Regions from separate parts of the Homo sapiens genome. Here region 2 is linked to region 1. The links are chromatin loops, found by intact Hi-C in ENCODE. Cell type or tissue: endothelial cell of umbilical vein. All regions are shown on one strand. Region 1 has its middle 61 kb from the start of TCP10L. Region 2 overlaps URB1 (URB1 ribosome biogenesis factor).

Region 1 (4,000 bases):
TGGTGCATGCCTGTAGTCCCAGCTACTCGGGAGGCTGAGGCAGGAGAACCGCTTGAATCCGGGAGGCGAAGGTTGCAGTGAGCCGAGATTGTGCCACGGCACTCCAGCCTGGCGACAGAGTGAGACTCCATCTAAAACAAAACAAAAAACAGAGTTCAGGAACCCCAGGATAAGAAGTCAGGAAAGGAAAGTATCTTCAAAGCTGATGGCATGACTTTCTCCTGCCAGGCTCCCCATTGGCTGAACCCAGCAGACAGGCGGGGAGATGCTGATGGGGGTCTGGAGGTACAGGACAGTGGAGCAGGCTGGGGGCCATGGAGAGCAGGTCTGCAGGAGCAAACAGAGGGTTTCTGTACAGGATGAGCAGAAGGCCCAGCTGCAGGAGTTGGGCTGCAAGAGACAAGCAACAGGGCGGGGTGCTGGGTTTCAGGGACCCAGGTGGAGGCAAGCCCAGCTCTCAGCTGTCTGCCTATCAGGACCCCTGGGGGGAGTTTGGGGGGCGGAGAATGCAGATTCCTGGGCCTGGAGCCCCAAGGTCTGCCCTCAGGGACTCTTGGGTGGGGTTTGGGAATCTCTCGTTGTAGATATATTAAACCAGTGTTAGCGAGACCAGGGCAGGGGCTGCAGACGGTCTCTGCTGAGGACCAGGGCTTGGTCCCTGGGTGCTGGACGCCTTGGCCTGGGAAAGTCAGAGGGGAGGAATTCAAGCTCAACTTCAAGTCTCCAGAAATCCCAAACCCTCCCTTCATCAGCCAGTCCTGGAAACCTATGCTTTCTTCTCTTTTTGAGGGCAAGCTGACCCTAAGAGGCGGGCCTTAGGTGTCTGTGCACAGGGCCGGCAAGAAGCTGGGGTGGGGGTGGATGGAGAATGCAGAGACAAGAGCTCAGAGGGCAGCAAGGGCCAACCCGAGGAGCCACTTCTGAGCAGCTGTGAGCAGACATGTCCAGGGCCTGCCAGGCCCCCGACCTGAGCTGGGCTCACCTGGCCCCATCCCAGCCTCTTTTCTACTGCCCACGGCTGGCCAGGCAGGTGCACGACAGCCTTCCTCAGCCCTCCCTCCTGGCTCTGCTTCAGCCAGCCCTGCCCACAGGGCCAGAGGCCCACTGCTTTTGCTTCTGGGGGACTCTGAACAGCCAGCTCCCGGCCCTCTTTCAGCCCACCTCAGGGACCCTGGTACACAACAGGAAGTCATGGAGGGGACATGCAGGTGGGGTGCAGGGGCAGGATTTGTCCAAACCACCAACATTTTAGTTTCTTTTTTTTCTTTTAAGACAGAGTGTCACTCTGTTGCCTAGGCTGGGGTACAGTGGCACGATCTTGTCTCACTGAAACCTCTGCCTCCTGGGTTCAAGCAATTCTCCTGCCTCAGCCTCCTGAGTAGCTGGGACCACAGGCGTGTGCCACCATGCCCAGCTAATTTTTGCATTTTTAGTAGAGATGGGGTTTCACTATATTGGCCAGGCTGGTCTTGAACTCCTGACCTTGTGATCCATCCACCTCGGCCTCCCAAAGTGTTGGGATTACAGGCATGAGCCACGGCACCCGGCCCAGTTTTGAGTCTTTTTAAAAACACGTTATCATAATCTATGTATTATTTAATAATGACTTTAAGGATTTTCCATGTCGGTACATAGAGATCTAGCTCTTTTAAAAACATGATACAGTGCATTTTTATTATTTTTTCAGAGCAGCTTGACTTTTTCCCAAGACATCTTCAATAAGAAGTATCCATGTGTACGAACTGAGTGACAGAGGCTCATTTACCAGAAACCCCGGGCGGAGCAGAGCTGGGCTTGGCTGGTCCATGTGATTCCCCCTTGCTGACCAGCACAGGCCCCTCTCTCCCAGGGCCCAGGGTTTTACAATCAGAGGTCAAGTTCTAAGGAAGGAAGTTTGGGAGCTCAGAGCTGGGTGGCAACTCACTGGGTTTGCAAATTCTTCACAGATTAGCAACACATTTTCTTGCTAGTTCATTGTTAGTGAGTTGGGAATGTTTTCCTTTTTCTCTTTTAGTGAGGTAATGTCATTATTTTACACATGCCTCTAATTGGAGCACCCTCCCTTCCTCAAAAACTAATCGAGCCTTTTCCAGGTCAGGTTGGTGCTTAGTCATCTGAACACGAGTCCCGTCCTCTTCCCTTAATCTTTCCCAGGCTGGATTTTGTCTTTGAAACAATAGGAAATGACAGGCTCTATTTTCTTTTCTTAAAAGGACTCAATCCATGGAGTCATGAGTTTGGAACAGGGAAAGTGTGGGGAATTAATACGTCCTCCCAATCAGAAGTAACCAGCTTTCCTCTCTTTGTTTGGCTGAGCCTCTGCAGCCTGAGCTCATGATATCACAGGCAGTTCGCTTAAAAGCAGGAAGGCGGCATTTTCACCTGAAGATAAATTTCCAATGGGATTTTCTGTTAGACCCATTGGAAAGAAATGCAATTAGGCAGTGAGCAGTCTTGGGGCAAAGACTAGAAACATTTCAAAAAAGGGCTCTGCCAGAAATAATTTGTTAGACCCTTGAGGTCTATTTGCATTGATGATATTAACTGCATCTTAAAGTGTCCCAGGTGAGTCAGTCACCGGAATACTTAGGATAATCACTCTTAGGATAAGAGTGATGATTTTAATTTCTTCAACGAAATTCAGCTGTAATTTGGTCACTTCCAAGATATCGAGATTAACTGGATGGTGTTCAGTGACCTTAAAATCCGGAGCAATTACTATTCCAAGAGTCAGAAGGTCAAGGTTGGAGGCCAGGCCCAGCCTGCTCCTGGCTGTGGGTTCCTTATCTGTTCACAATCCCGAGACGAAAGACAATATTAGGAGCAGATAATGGACCCACAACCAGGAGCAGGCTGAGTGATGCCGCCCAAAGTGCGTAATGTTCTTACAGCCAGGACACAGGCACGCGCCAAAGCCCAAAATATCAACATTCTCCAGGTGCCCTTCACCCTTTTAGCCTTATTTTCCCTCACTCTGGCTGTTCCCTGTACTTAAACGTGCTGTTCCTGTTCCCACCTCCTGGCTGCTCCCTTCCCTACCTTCCTTCACCTTTGGAAATTCTGCCTATTCTTAGAGGACCATGTTGAGCGTGATCTCTGATAAGCTTCCCCTAGTCCATTTGGTGGAATCATTTTCTCTGAGCTCCCAGGGCCACTTGGTTTGGCCATTTACTGTCATTCTTCGATGTCAATTGTATTTAATTAATTAATTTATTTTTTACTTTTTTGAGACAGAGTTTTGCTCTTGTCGTCCAGGCTGGAGAGCAATGGCGCAATCTCGACTCACTGCAACCTCTGCCTCCCGGGTTCAAGCAATTCTCCTGCCTCAGCCTCCTGAGTAGCTGGGATTACAGGCATATGCCACCATGCTCGGCTAATTGTTTTTTTTATTTTTAGTAGAGACAGGGTTTCACCCTGTTGGCCAGGCTAGTCTTGAACTCCTGACCTCAGGTGATCCACCTGTCTTGGCCTCCCAAAGTGCTGGGATTACAGGCGTGAGCCACCGCACCCAACCCTTGATGTCGATTGTTTTTTTAGAGTCAGAGTCTCACTCTGTGGCCCAGGCTGGAGTACAGTGGCACAATCTCTGCTTACTGAAACCTCAGCCTCCCGGGTTCAACAGACTCTCAAGCCTCAGCCTCCCGAGTAGCTGGGATTACAGGCACCTGGCACCATGCCAGGCTTTTATATTTTTAGTAGAGACAGGGTTTCACCATGTTGGCCAGGCTAGTCTCGAACTCCTGACCTCAAGTGATCCACCTGCTTCGGCCTCCCAAAGTGCTGGGATTACAGGTGTGAGCTACGGTGGCTGGCCTACCGTCATTCTTACACTTTGTCTAATGTAGCTAAGCCCCTGAAGGATAAAGAAAGGGCCCCTGCTGAATCTGCTCATGGGCTCAGCAAAGAGAAGAAGGGATCAAAGGGAGAGAGAAAGAGGAGGGCAGGAGGTGCAGTTCCTTCCTGGGTGGACCCAGGGGCTCCTCCTGGAGCGGGGGGCAGG
Region 2 (4,000 bases), 150 kb after region 1:
AGGTTGAGAAACCCTAATTTAAAGTAAAGCAAATAATGACATACAGATTTTTTTGCCTACTAAAATAGCATTGACTTTTAAAAACAATGGTGTTCAGTGCTAGCAAGGATGCTTTGAATCAGATACTTTCTTGAGGAGGAAGTGTTGTATCCCCTATGGAAGATAACAGTTCTGACAGGATGTGTCAGAGGTCTTAAATATGTTCATGGACCGTGACGTATGGTTGTTCTGAACTGGGGGAGTTGCATCAGAACCTCTAGGGGAATGTATCTGAAATATATATACCTGGGCCACACCCATAGGGATTCTGGGGTTAGGTTTGGGTGGAGCTGAGAATTTGTGCCACAATTCTACTTGCAGGAACCAGTGTCAAGTCCAAAGTCAGATGCAATGAAGACTATGTTCAAGGATGCTAATCACAGCTTTATGGAGAATAGCCAGAATTTAGAAACAACTAATTGTAAACACCAGGGGAATGGTTAGATAAGTTGTGGTCCACTCATAGGATAGAATGGTATTTAGCCCCCCAAAATGTTCTAAAGGGATGTTTAATGACGTGGAAAAGGCTTATGCTTCATAAGTAATCATATATAAATAAAATCTCAGGCAAAAAATAATGAATACATACACATGTATATTGTGTGGGTGTGGGTGGTGACTGAAAGGAAATATATCAAAATAGTAACGATATCCTAGGATGGTTGGGAATATTGGTGAATTTCCCTTTATGTTTTTCCTTTTTTTAAACCAAATTTTCTGCCACTAGCAAGCATTATTTTTATAATGATGAGAAAACAGTAAGCACCATTTAAAAAATAATTGAATTCCATGAACTTTTTCATAATTTGTTTTTTAATAATTTGTTTTATTATTGTTTCAGGTAGTTCACAATAAAAATATCACAAAAACCCAGAAGGTGCGTTTCTTTACGGGGCAGTTATTGAACCACATAGCATCGCTGTACAACTGGAATGGGATTACCGATGTGAACCCAGAAAATGTCAAGGTGCAGACACTTTTTGGTTTTCGTTGACCTCGTTGTTGGAATTTGATCCTCAGGGTTGGGAGAGGGAGAATTCTCAACACCGCACCAGACTTGAAGTCCCCTCATTTGATCTGTTTCTTTTGACTGTGGTTATATGGTTGTATTAACCCTCTGCTAACTGCAATAGGATTTTTTTCCCCTAATTTCTTAATCATGCTAATAATTTTTTTTTTTAATTAGAAAACTATGATTTCCTTGGGCTGAGCCATATCTTAGTTTTCCCTGCAGCACTTGCCTGTTAGACCTGCAGGGTCATCCCGGCCATCTTTTCCTCTTGCTTTACCTCTGCCTTCCCATCCTTCCATTCTTTCATGTCCAGTTGTTGGAGTTTCAAGGCTTGTTGTGTGTTTTTTGTTTGTTTGTTTGTTTTTAACCTCAGGATCCTGAATGTCTAGGAGCCTCACCTACTGACATATATAATTTATTTTGTGCTAGTTAACTCGTGCTAAATTGAAACAGCTGCTCTTAACATCGACCCAATGCCAGTGTATATTTTAATTTTCTTCAGGGTGTTACTGAACATGGACTTGGCCAGAGTAGTAAAGGCACAGACTTCCTGTTAACGTTATAATAATTCACCTCTCAAGAGCCTAATATTTCACCTCCTTTTATCTTGGAGACTTGCCCAGGTCCTCTTGTTTTGAACATGTTTTTGTATGCTCTAGACCAGCAAGCCTCAGAGGCTGCATAAAAACACTCCCAAATATGGAATTTTATTCAAATGAACAAGAGAAATTAGATCACTTTAAAGCTTTTAAAAATACAGGTTTAAACTTGCCCCTCTTCAGAGTATTCTTTTATCTTGATCGGTGTATCTTTTTGTTGTTGTTTTCATTTATTGTTTGGAATGACACCAAGTATTTAAAATGTTTTCTAAATTGTCATCGGCAGTTAATATTGTCCTTGTTTTTACTCTAGCTCTTACTAAAGTGTATGAGCTTGGGATTTTCATTGAATTTTTAAAAAATCTTCATAGGTTTCTGCCGAAGAAGCAGGGAAAACCATGGTGCGGGAGCTTGTTCATAACTTCCTGATGGATCTTTGCTGTTCACTCAAGCATGGAATTAATTTTTACGATGCATCTTTGGGTACCTTTGGCAGGTAAAGTATAACACTCTTGTGGACCCCAGGGTGTGTATGTTCCTCAGAAGTCACCACATATGTGAGTGTCTAGTGGAACTGTAGTAGGTTAGAACTAGAATTGTGGACATTATCTAACTCGTTTCAGGGTTGAACAGTTGTAGTCCCAGAGAACTTCTCCTTGTTGCATGTCCTCAGGGGCAGTTCTGAGGGTAGCTGTCTATTAGCACTTAGTTAGGTCATGGGATATTTCACCCAGGGAGGTGCTGCGGATGTTTACCTAAAGACAGTGTTCGTCAGCTGGAGCTCAGAAAAGGCGTCTGCCTTGCCAGAGAGGGTTGGCCCTGACATGGGCCTCACAGCAGTCCTGACGCAGGTACCATTGTTATGCCAGCTTTGCAGAGGAAGAAAGTAGTTCTAGAGAGGTCGAGACACTTACACTGGTTAAATGGCAGAGGTTGCACTGGAATCCAGGAAGTCCAGCTCCAAACTGATACTAAAACAGTCCTCCCTCTCCTTGACAGGCTGCCCATGAGTCACGGTTTCAAAATTGTTTTTTTTTTTAACATTTTGTTTCACATTTCACAATTGTGGTAACATTTCATCAGTAAGGAAACATATTAAGTTCAAATCTACTGGTTTTGATCATATTCTTTAAGACTTTCTTTTTGTAATCGTATAATACAGGTCTATGTGATTTTTTTTTTTAATAACAAAAATGGCTTACTACTGTTCATCCTATCTGCTTTTTTCCCACTTGACAATAAAAATATTGGCCATGTTTTCTTGTCATTGTAAATGTGTAAATGATTTATTGTTTAATCCTTGTTATTCTATCCTAGCATTATATCACAAGGATTTAGGCAGTTTGATTTACTTCTAATTTCAGCCAGTCAGGAAATCAGGTGATTCCTTCAGAATGGAATAACATGGTGGGAGTTTTTCTGTCTGCTTATGACTTTGGACGTGTTTTGATTCTGAGGTCACTGTGATTTAACTTGTCACATCATTTCTTTTTTCTTTCATCAGTAAGAATGAGCTCATTTTCCTGCCAAAACATAACAGCAGACTTTTATAGTCGAATAGAATATTACACCATGCTTAAAACACATGCATTGTTCCCCCTTTTTAAAGCATTTTTCCTCCATAACTAGGCCCATGAAATAGATGAGCATTTAATGAGCATATTGAATCAACTTGTGGGTGTGCGTCTCTTTGCAGCAAGCTGTGATTTATGTGAATTTTGAAGCCATGGGCAAAAGACAAGTGTTTGTGCATAAGGGAAAGGAAGGAGATTTGTTTGTGGATGGTGATAGAAAGCTTTGAGAACACTGAATTGCATCGTTCCCTGTTCCCCAGTAGACACGTGGCCCACTCATTCATTTCATTCAGGTTCCTGTGCAGACCTCACCACTTCAGGGAGGCCTTCCCGGACAGCCCTTTCTGAAATAGTCCCTCCACTGTCACTGTGCTTTTTGCCTGGCTTAGGCTTCTGACTGTTCATACATTTATTTGCTGATTTATTTATTTGCTTGTTCATTATCAGATTGGTGAGAAGTGGTGAGAACGGGCGCTGGTCTATTATGGGCCTCCAGTCCCTAGGACAGTGCCTGGCACATAGTAGGTGTTCACTGAAAGCTGGTGTTAGAGCATAGAGCAAGGATTGGCAAACTTTTCTACAAAGGGCCAGATTGTATTTTGGGCTTGGCAGCCTACACAGTCTGTTGTGACCACTCAGTTGTGCCAGCAAAGCATCCATAGATGTAAATAAGTAGGTTTACCTGTGTCCCAATCAAATTACAATGATAGGTGCTGGGCCCTACTTTGCCAGTCGCTGGTGTAGGTTAACAGAGCAGACAGCTGGGCTTCAATCCC

Evidence for each region. Hi-C counts contacts between places; a loop is a spot of excess contacts. Peaks named below come from ENCODE experiments on the same cell type or tissue, not always from the same donor. Only the 100,000 strongest peaks of a DNase experiment are listed, where the experiment ranks them.
Region 2: it touches region 1 in a loop (10-fold over the local background); 1 of 110 quality-filtered maps calls a loop at or near these places.

The regions. Positions count from the first base shown.
Region 1 is chr21:32,522,461-32,526,460 of GRCh38, reverse strand. No RefSeq gene overlaps it. Among named protein-coding and RNA genes, the nearest start is that of TCP10L, 61 kb to the left of the region's middle. In endothelial cell of umbilical vein, no CTCF peak of the experiment used is centred here; DNase peaks (open chromatin) are centred at 2,060 and 2,990; H3K27ac peaks cover 3,509 bases.
Region 2 is chr21:32,370,653-32,374,652 of GRCh38, reverse strand. It overlaps URB1 (URB1 ribosome biogenesis factor), which reads left to right. Exons shown (of 39, transcript NM_014825.3): 7 at 881-1,006; 8 at 2,022-2,146. Among named protein-coding and RNA genes, the nearest start is that of SNORA80A, 4.7 kb to the left of the region's middle. In endothelial cell of umbilical vein, no CTCF peak of the experiment used is centred here; DNase peaks (open chromatin) are centred at 1,652, 2,482 and 3,092; H3K27ac peaks cover 2,801 bases.